Regions from separate parts of the Homo sapiens genome. Here region 1 is linked to region 2. A link is a loop called in an ENCODE intact Hi-C map of the cell type or tissue named here. Cell type or tissue: GM12878. All regions are shown on one strand. Links, peaks and the distances in the headings refer to the core of each region. The heading gives the core; the rest is flanking DNA.

Region 1 (5,388 bases), core at 208-5,207, 48 kb before region 2:
AAATATATGAATACTTACTTTTCCCCTTTCTGAAAAGTCAGAGATTTTCTCCCTTTCTTTTTTTTTTTTTTAATTTATTTTTTTTTATTATACTTTAAGTTTTAGGGTACATGTGCACATTGTGCAGGTTAGTTACATATGTATACATGTGCCATGCTGGTGCGCTGCACCCACTAACTCGTCATCTAGCATTAGGTATATCTCCCAATGCTATCCCTCCCCCCTCCCCCCACCCCACCACAGTCCCCAGAGTGTGATATTCCCCTTCCTGTGTCCATGTGATCTCATTGTTCAGTTCCCACCTACGAGTGAGAATATGCGGTGTTTGGTTTTTTGATCTTGCGACAGTTTACTGAGAATGATGATTTCCAATTTCATCCATGTCCCTACAAAGGACATGAACTCATCCTTTTTTATGGCTGCGTAGTATTCCATGGTGTATATGTGCCACATTTTCTTAATCCAGTCTATGATTGTTGGACATTTGGGTTGGTTCCAAGTCTTTGCTATTGTGAATAATGCCACAATAAATATATGTGTGCATGTGTCTTTATAGCAGCATGATTTATAGTCATTTGGGTATATACCCAGTAATGGGATGGCTGGGTCAAATGGTATTTCTAGTTCTAGATCCCTGAGGAATCGCCACACTGACTTCCACAATGGTTGAACTAGTTTACAGTCCCACCAACAGTGTAAAAGTGTTTCTATTTCTCCACATCCTCTCCAGCACCTGTTGTTTCCTGACTTTTTAATGATTGCCATTCTAACTGGTGTGAGATGGTATCTCAGAGTGGTTTTGATTTGCATTTCTCTGATGGCCAGTGATGATGAGCATTTTTTCATGTGTTTTTTGGTTGTATAAATGTCTTCTTTTGAGAAGTGTCTGTTCATGTCCTTCGCCCACTTTTTGATGGGGTTGTTTGTTTTTTTCTTGTAAATTTGTTGGAGTTCATTGTAGATTCTGGATATTAGCCCTTTGTCAGATGAGTAGGTTGTGAAAATTTTCTCCCATTTTGTAGGTTGCCTGTTCACTCTGATGGTAGTTTCTTTTGCTGTGCAGAAGCTCTTTAGTTTAATTAGATCCCATTTGTCAATTTTGTCTTTTGTTGCCATTGCTTTTGGTGTTTTGGACATGAAGTCCTTGCCCATGCCTATGTCCTGAATGGTAATGCCTAGGTTTTCTTCTAGGGTTTTTATGGTTTTAGGTCTAACGTTTAAGTCTTTAATCCATCTTGAATTGATTTTTGTATAAGGTGTAAGGAAGGGATCCAGTTTCAGCTTCCTACATATGGCTAGCCAGTTTTCCCAGCACCATTTATTAAATAGGGAATCCTTTCCCCATTGCTTGTTTTTCTCAGCTTTCTCAAAGATCAGATAGTTGTAGGTATGTGGCATTATTTCTGAGGGCTCTGTTCTGTTCCATTGATCTATATCTCTGTTTTGGTACCAGTACCATGCTGTTTTGGTTACTGTAGCCTTGTAGTATAGTTTGAAGTCAGGTAGTGTGATGCCTCCAGCTTTGTTCTTTTGGCTTAGGATTGACTTGGCGATGCGGGCTCTTTTTTGGTTCCATATGAACTTTAAAGTAGTTTTTTCCAATTCTGTGAAGAAAGTCATTGGTAGCTTGATGGGGATGGCATTGAATCTGTAAATTACCTTGGGCAGTATGGCCATTTTCACGATATTGATTCTTCCTACCCATGAGCATGGAATGTTCTTCCATTTGTTTGTATCCTCTTTTATTTCCTTGAGCAGTGGTTTGTAGTTCTCCTTGAAGAGGTGCTTCACATCCCTTGTAAGTTGGATTCCTAGGTATTTTATTCTCTTTGAAGCAATTGTGAATGGGAGTTCACTCATGATTTGGCTCTCTGTTTGTCTGTTGTTGGTGTATAAGAATGCTTGTGATTTTTGTACATTGATTTTGTATCCTGAGACTTTGCTGAAGTTGCTTATCAGCTTAAGGAGATTTTGGGCTGAGACAATGGGGTTTTCTAGATATACAATCATATCGTCTGCAAACAGGGACAATTTGACTTCCTCTTTTCCTAATTGAATACCCTTTATTTCCTTCTCCTGCCTAATTGCCCTGGCCAGAACTTCCAACACTATGTTGAATAGGAGTGGTGAGAGAGGGCATCCCTGTCTTATGCCGATTTTCTCCCTTTCTGAAAAGAAAGGCTAGAGATTGAAAAGTTAAATATTTCTTCTCTGCAGCTAGTAAGAAAAGAACCATTTGGTTCTAACTGTACTTGCCTGGACTCTAATTTCCTCTATTTGAGTTTCTAATATATCTGCATTCAGTTCCCCCAGCACTCACATCCCACAGTAGAGGAGCATCATTGGCTATTGTCTAATTTCCCCAAGGGAAAGGTGTCTACAATTGAGAAAAATAGTCTGAATTCCAGGCACACTTATTTACTACAAACTCTCTAAATATTGTAATGTCCTTTTACTATGAAATTTTGCAGGCTGTGATTTCAAAGAGAGCTCTTTCTTTCTCTGGCTTTTCTGTGTGGGCCTCAACGAAACTGGCCCTTGCTGCTGTTGTTGCTTTCTGAAAGTGAGTTATCAAAATTACTAACCAATTCCATTTTGGGTGTTAATCAAATATTTGTGGCTTTCACCACGTGGCAATTTAAAAACCAGGCTCAGCTTAAAATACCCTTTGACAATTGGTTTTGCCTTCTTTTTATTTCATTCTGAAAATGACTAATATATTTACGTCAATTCATCTACCCCCTAAAATTATTTTCCATAAACCAAGTACAAACTAGCATATGAACCTACAAGAATGCCTTGATTTCTAGAGCTGTTGTGCATTGGTTAATTCAATAAATATATATTGGTGATCCACCCTGCAGGGGGCTGCATGCTGTTCTACAGATACAGAGTTGGTAAGCATGGCCTTATCCCTTGGGTGCTCAGAATCTATTTTGCTTACCAGTCAGTAAAGAGCATTGTATGTTACAATGAGGGCCATCTCCATCAGCTTTACTAAATGTGGATTAGCCTGAAATTTAAACTGTGTATCAATAAGGAGAACTCCATTTTATTTAATTCATTCCGCAATTCCTTTTATAAAGCATAGTCCTTATGTAAATATCTTCATATTCATTTCTCTTATAAATGTAAAGTTTCTTAATGTAGAGCATACCTATAATTTCTGCCCTTGAAATTAGTATGTAAGAGTAAATGTTTGTGAGAAGTTGCAGCATTCTAATAGGTTTTTACACTGTTAAGGTTTGTGTGAATTTAGGGTTAGATCATAGGTATTTCTGTCTTTTTCTTTCATGTACAATCTTAGAACTGGGTGGATTGTTAGACAATGTGTGCTCTTGAGATAGAAAACTTTGAAGTCTAGAATTTAGACCTTAGTCCAGGTCACACTGTGGAAGGGGACAAATAGGCCTAATATCTGCTTTTCACCAAAATAGACCAAAAGAAAAGATTTTAGTCTATGCTTAGAGTATTCTTATGAGCATTGACTTTGTGCCAATGTATTTAAATTCTCAGTTTTTATATTTAGAAAACCTTACCGAAATTCATCAGGCCACGTTCAAGAAAGGCTTAAAGAGCAAATCTTGAGTGAAAAATGTAATAGCCATTCCTAGAAGTTGTTCCTTTTTAAAAATGCCATTGTTAAAGCTGTCGTTATAATACATGCTCTCTGTAAAAGGTCAATTAGCAGATTCCCCAGGATATTTAAAGTTTTGTGCCACCTTCTAAATGTCAAGTTGAAGTTGGGAATCTTGTAATATTTGGAAGAATTTTGCCATAAAATAGTCTATATGATGAAAAAACAATTCCAGGTCAAGGATGAAAGAGTGGTAGGAAATCTTGTCTTTCCTCCAGAAGACAGAGGCAGATAAGGGCTTAGTCCAGATTAGCACAAATACAGTTCCCACACCGAGCCCCACTCCTTGGAATGGAAAGGAAATTGAACACTTTTTGATACTTGACCTCCTTTCCCTGAACGAAATGGTATGGAGGGGCAGTATGGAGTAGCAGAAGGAATAGTTTTTCATGCTTTTTTAATAAAAGAAAGGCTTTACGCCTGCACATACACTATGGAGTATGTTTTGGGAGAGATTTGAAAGGATAAAGGGAAGAAAATAACTAGTGAGACTTGGTGTTGGTCCTGGTTATGGCCAGAGAAATGAAATTAAAAGTTTGGTCCATGACTTGGAACACTTGTTTTCAGAGCCTGGAGGAAAAGAGGTGAGGACAGATATGGATGTAGAAATCTTTGTTTCTGAGTTTAAATGTGAGAAAATTCATGCCTAGTCCCTTCAGTTTTTTGCTGAGAAGATGTAAGGGAGAAAAAATAATATCTTTTTTTGACCTATCTCAAGAGTCATAATGGGCATTACTGTAACAAAAGAGAGATTAACAAGAGAAAAGCATAACAAATGTATTTAACCAAAGTTTTATGTGACACAGCCTTCAGGCATGAAGATTGCACCCAGGGAAAACTATATATTTTTATGAACAGTTGTTGGAAATAAGAGTGGAGAACAAAAGGGTACGATCTAATAGTAATAACCTGGGAAGAACTCAGTGAGGCCTGTTTGTTCAGATTCTTCTTGGCCTCTGGATATAGAGAAGGAACCCTATAGACTGAGGGTCTTACGACCTACTTTCGGAGGATGTAGGTCAGAGATTTTTTTTTTTTTTTTTTTTTTATGACCATGCTTCAGAGGCAAAAGTGTGGAAAAGATTAGGGTGTGAGCTCCAAGGTGCCATATTATGGAGCAGCATGTTCTGAGCCCCAACAAAGACAAGGCCATCTTCTAAGAAATTTGTGGAGGAATAAGGATTGAGATTTGAAGAGAATTGTGGGTGTTTGGGAAATCTATCTATTATTGGGGACAGGAAAAGTTTCCTGGCAACAGTGAGTATCCAGCCAAGGTTGAAAACTTTGAATGTGTATTTGTATCAATATGCCTGGTTGTGTTATTTCTCTGCCAGTACAGAATAGTCTAGAGGTTGAAAAGTGTTCAGAAAGAGCCAAACATGAAGTTCTGCAGGGTGGCTTTAATAGAGAAACCTAAATATGAAGACATTGAGGATCTGGTGAGAGTGGTTAGAAGGATTCACATGAAGGTTCCATAGAGAGGGAAGCAGAGCCATGGAGTGAGTGAGAGATCAGTGGGGAATGAATGTTGAAGGTCTCTTTGAGGTAGCAGAGCAGTTGTTCTTGGAGTAAGGAAGTTAGGGAATTTAAAAAAAGGGCGAAATATCTCCACAGGGGATCTATATAGGTGTTCTAGATTAGGGATCAGCAAACTTTAAAAGGGCCAGATAGGAAATATTTTCAGCTTTGCAGGCCATATCATTTTTGTTACAACTTCTCAGCTCTGTCCTTAAAGCATGAAGGCAGTCATA
Region 2 (5,388 bases), core at 189-5,188:
AACCAACCCAAATGTCCAACAATCATAGACTGGATTAAGAAAATGTGGCACATATACACCATGGAATACTATGCAGCCATAAAAAAGGATGAGTTCATGTCCTTTGTAGGGACATGGATGAAATTGGAAACCATCATTCTCAGCAAACTATCACAAGAACAAAAAACCAAACACCGCATATTCTCACTCATAGGTGGGAATTGAACAATGAGATCACATGGACACAGGAAGGGAATATCACACTCTGGGGACTGTGGTGGGGTGGGGGGAGGGGGGAGGGATAGCATTGGGAGATATACCTAATGCTAGATGACGCGTTAGTGGGTGCAGCGCACCAGCACAGCACATGTATACATATGTAACTAACCTGCACAATGTGCACATGTACCCTAAAACTTAAAGTATAATAAAAAAAGAAGAAGAAGAAAAAAAAAACACTGTACACTTAGGCTATACTAATAAAAAATTCTTTCTTCAATGATAAATTAACCTTAGTCTGTCAAAAAAAAAAAAGAACACAAAAGAATGCACAGAATCTTAATAATTTCTATATTGAATATATATTGAAATTAAAATATTTAGGATATATTGGGTTAAATAAAATATATTACTAAAATTAACTTCACCTGTTTCCTTTTACTTTTTGAATGTGGCTACTAGAAAATTTAAAATTATATTTGTGGCTCATGTTGTATATTAAAGATATCCTGATTTATAATATATCTGGACGTTCCTATGAACCAATCAGAAATAGGCAAACTGTCCAATTGGAAAATGGGAAAGAATAGACACTCTATAAAAGCAGATACCCAAATGGCCAATAAATATGTGAAATGGGGGCTCAAGCTCTTAATTAATCAATAAAATGCAATTTAGAACGATATTGGCATACCATTTTTATCAACTAGGTTAATGGATACTTAAAAAAGAAATGTTGGCTAGGTTGTAGTATAGAGTTCTCTGTCTTCTACTGCTAGTGAGAATCTTAATGGTTTCAACTTCTTACGACACAGTTTGTATTATCTATAAAATTGACTGTGTGCACATACTCTATAATCCAGCAATTCTATTTATTCTGTTTTCCCATATTTATTAGAGAAACCCTTGCACACATGTACCTGGAGATATGTTAAAAATATGTGCATAGCAGCATTATTTGTAATTTTAAAAACTGGAAATGAGTAGGGGGATGTATACATCAGGGATAAACTGATGTATTTTCATAAAGTGTATATCATGATGCACTCAAAATAAACTGTAGCTAAAGGCATCTACCTGAATGAATTTCAAAAGCATAATATTAAGAAATTAAACAAGTAATAAAATAAATCATATAATAATCCATTAAGTTCAAAAACAGGCACAACCAAGTGATATGTATTTTTAGGAGTACATGCGTAGAAAATATCCTATACAGAAAAACAAGGATATAAATAACACAGAACTCATGATGGTAATTATCTCTGGGGCCAAGGGAGGGATCCTATCAGAAAGTGGTTCACAGAGAGCTTCTAAAATCTGATAATGATATAGTTAATAAGCTGATTGGTGAGTAAATCAGTGATTATCTTATTATCATTCTTTAAAGTGTACATAGATAACTTCTTTGTATGTATAACAGACTTTAATAAGTTAAAACAAACTACAAAACAACTATGGCATCAATCCGATTTTGTTTGCGCACACACACACAGTAGATTTTTAAATACGTATTAGAAAAGAACTCTAAGGAGGCATACCAAAATATTTATTTTATGGTGATAAGATGGCTACATGTAGATGAGTAGTTGAAGTTTGAGTCTGGAAATTTAGATTGCAGGGCAACTTCGATTGTTGAGCTACTTTCTAATACAAATCAGCATTCTGTTAATTGTGCCTATCAAAATATCAGCATCATTATATTACTACAGACCTGAACATGCAAGCTTGGATATTTTAGGAAAATTTTAGATGATTCCTAAAGTTTTCACACCTGCAGAAAGCCATGATTGGTCCATTTGATGTACTGTAGTCCTCCCTTATCCATGGTTTCTCGTTCCACAGTTTCAGTTTCCTGCAGTCAAACATAGTCCAAAAATATTAAACGGGCAATTTCAGAAATAAACAATTATAAGTTTTAAATTGTGTACCATTGAGTAGTGTGATGAAATCATCTTCTCAGTCCCACCTGGGATGTGAATCATCCCTTTGTCCAGTATATCCATGCTGTCTCAGCTAGCTGCACCTTAATCATTTAGTAGTCTTCTCAGTTATCAGATTTCCTGTTGCACTATTGCACTGTGTTCAAGTAACCCTTATTTGTTACTTAATAATGGCCCCAAAGCACAAGAGTAGTGATACTGGCATACTGTTATAATTGTTTTTTATTTTATTATTAGTTATTATTGTTAATCTCTTACTGTGCCTAACTTATAAACATATTCATAGGTTTATAAATGTAGGAAAATGACACAGCATCTATAGGGTTTGGTACTAGGTATGAGGATCTTGGAATGTATCCCTCACATATAAAGGTGAACAACAGTACATAAGTTTCCTAGAGGTAAAATAATTTTTGTTTATATACCCCACAACAAGTATGAGTAATAGAATATTGTTTGTATTATTATGTAATTGTCCTAGAATTCATAAATTACTACATTCTCATTCCTTGGCCAAATTTCTATGATAGAATTGGCAGTACCATATATTACATTAGTACCAAGTACATTTTGTAGGTGACAATACTGCTCTTTTCATCAATACCACTCTTTACATGATGGATTCATGGCTAGCAAACAGAAGTGAATTATCAGTAAACTTGATGCATTTGGCCTTTCTGATTTTTAGATAACGAGAAAATTAAAAGTAGGTCTCCCAGCTGTTTCCATTCACCTAACATCATGTCATTTATTTATTAACAGACACCTTATCTTGTCTCTTGCCCTTGCTATTTATTCATTTGCATGCTAAAATTTATCCTAATGTTACAAAAGATAATGCTTACATTACTGAATAGAAATGAGTAAGTTTATTCATGATTGCATGAAGAGAAAACTTGTTTCAATAGGGACTGAAGAGGAAGCCAAAAAAGTATATCAAAATGTGATTAAAAGATTAAGAAAAGTAGTATGCCTGGGATAAATAAATAAAGTGAACTGAAGGAAAAAAATAATCTCCTAGAAATCCCGATAAAGGATTTCTCTCTGCTTTAGAGAACACATCATATCCACAGGGAATATTGTAATGTGTAAAACTTTATAGAAGAAAAAGTATTCCTTTCTGTCCTTGGGGCTGGCAGAATGCATGCATTTTTAATAATAACAACAGTAATTACTGTTATTTTAATACTAATTTCATTTCATGCTAAGCATTTTTAAATGAAAATACCATGTCTCAGGTAGGTTAAGTAACTTGATGGAGGCCACTGGTGGAAGGTAGTAAGTGGTGAAGCCAGAATTCAAACCTGGGTCTGTTACACTGCAAGGCTTGTGTGTTAACCTTTGTATAAAACTAGCCATATACCGAAATCCATCTAAATTTTTCTGCAACTTTTAACCAGATTGAGTCACTCCTGATACATAGATCAGAGGTTTACCGTAACATCTAGGTAGACTGCCTTGTTTTACTACATTACAGAACTTCAATGCTATTTATTATTTTTTTAAAAAAAAGAAAAAACACAGAAAATATGCCCATGTCTCTGATTAGATTCATGTAAAAAGTCCTCTGGCTATTATGACTGCTATGCCAAGAACAAAGGTAAGTGGACAAAGAACTAGCTCAAAATAAGTCATTTACTAAAATCTCAATTCCATCAGTTCTGTCTCACAGAGGAAACAGTCATTGCACCTGTTACAGGAGAGAGGGGATTTAAATATAGACCACTTAACCCCTTGAGTAAAGATAGTACAGAGAATGATTCACCCACCAAGGCTGAGCCCAGATTTAATACTGTCTGTCTAAGTTCCCCCAATTCCTAAAAGTTTCTGACTCTGATTTTCTGTGGTGTGGTCAGGGCAGCCAGATGGCTTTGACCATCCTGAGCCCCAAGTCTGAATATCATGCTCTCCTTGTGCTTTATATGCAAGGGCCTGCTTAGAATGCACTCCAGATACCTTGAAACCCTCTTCCCTTATAAGTTAGAACACATGACCAGCCCCAGAGAGCTTTCTGGGTGTATTAGTCCATTTTCATGCTGCTGATAAAGACATACTGAAAACTGGGAAGAAAAAGAGATTTAACTGGACTCACAGTTCCACATGGCTGGGGAGGCCTCAGAATCATGGTGGGAGATGAAAGACACTTCTTACATGGCAGCAGCAAGAGAAAAATGAGGAGGAAGCAAAGAGGAAACCCCTGATAAAACCATCAGATCTCATGAGACTTATTCGCTATCACGAGGATAGCATGGGAAAGACCAGCCCCCATGATTCAATTACCTCCCCCTGGGTACCTCCCACAATACATGGGAATTCTGGGAGATATACCTCAAGTTGAGATTTGGGTGGGGACAAAGCCAAAGCACATCATTCCGCCCCTGGCCCCTCCAAATCTCATGTCCTCACATTTCAAAACTAATCATGCCTTCCCAACAGTCCTGCAAATTCTTAACTCATTTCAGCATTAACTCAAAAGTCCACAGTCCAAAGTCTCATCTGAGACGAGGCAAGTCCCTTCCACCTATGAGCCTGTAAAATCTAAAGCAAGCTAGTTACTTCCTAAATACAATGAGGATACAGGTATTGGGTAAATTCAGCTATTCCAAATGGGAGAAATTGGCCAAAACAAAGTGGTTATAGGCCCCATGCAAGTCCAAAATCCAGCAGGGCAGTCTAATTTTAAAGCTCCAAAATGATCTCCTTTGATTCCAGGTCTCACATCCAGGTCATGCTGATGCAAGAGGTGGGTTCCCATGGTCTTGGGCAGCTCCGCCCCTGTGTCTTTGCATGGTAGAGCCTCCCTCCTGGCTGCTTTCACGGGCTGGCGTTGAGTGTCTGTGGCTTTTCCAGGCTCATAGTGCAAGCTGTCGGTGGATCTACCATTCTGGGGTCTGGAGGATGGTGGCCCTCTTCTCACAGCTCCACCAGGCAGTGCCCCAGTAGGGACTCTCTGTGGGGGCTCTGACCCCACATTTCCCTTCAGCAGTGCCCTAGCAGAGGTTCTCCATGAGGGCCTCGCCCCTGCAGCAAACTTTTGCCTGGGCATCCAGGCATTTCCATACATCTGAAATCTAGGTGGAAGTTCCCAAACCTCAATTCTTGACTTCTGTGCACCCACAGGCTCAACGCCACATGGAAGCTGCCAAGGCTTAGGGCTTCCACTCTCTGAAGCCACAGCCAGAGCTGTATGTTGGCCCCTTTCAGCTGTGGCTGGAGCAGCTGGGACACAGGGCACCAAGTCTCTAGG

The links. Hi-C counts contacts between places; a loop is a spot of excess contacts. Peaks named below come from ENCODE experiments on the same cell type or tissue, not always from the same donor. Only the 100,000 strongest peaks of a DNase experiment are listed, where the experiment ranks them.
Region 1: a loop joins it to region 2, with 6 times the contacts of the local background. A loop is called at or near these places in 1 of 110 quality-filtered maps.

The regions. Positions count from the first base shown.
Region 1 is chr12:39,833,190-39,838,577 of GRCh38, reverse strand. The region is part of intron 6 of SLC2A13 (solute carrier family 2 member 13); the gene reads left to right. It also overlaps a transcript of REDIC1 not described here. Among named protein-coding and RNA genes, the nearest start is that of REDIC1, 210 kb to the right of the region's middle. In GM12878, for the core only: no CTCF peak of the experiment used is centred there; a DNase peak (open chromatin) is centred at 2,618.
Region 2 is chr12:39,785,253-39,790,640 of GRCh38, reverse strand. The region is part of intron 7 of SLC2A13 (solute carrier family 2 member 13); the gene reads left to right. It also overlaps a transcript of REDIC1 not described here. Among named protein-coding and RNA genes, the nearest start is that of REDIC1, 160 kb to the right of the region's middle. In GM12878, for the core only: no CTCF peak of the experiment used is centred there; no DNase peak of the experiment used is centred there.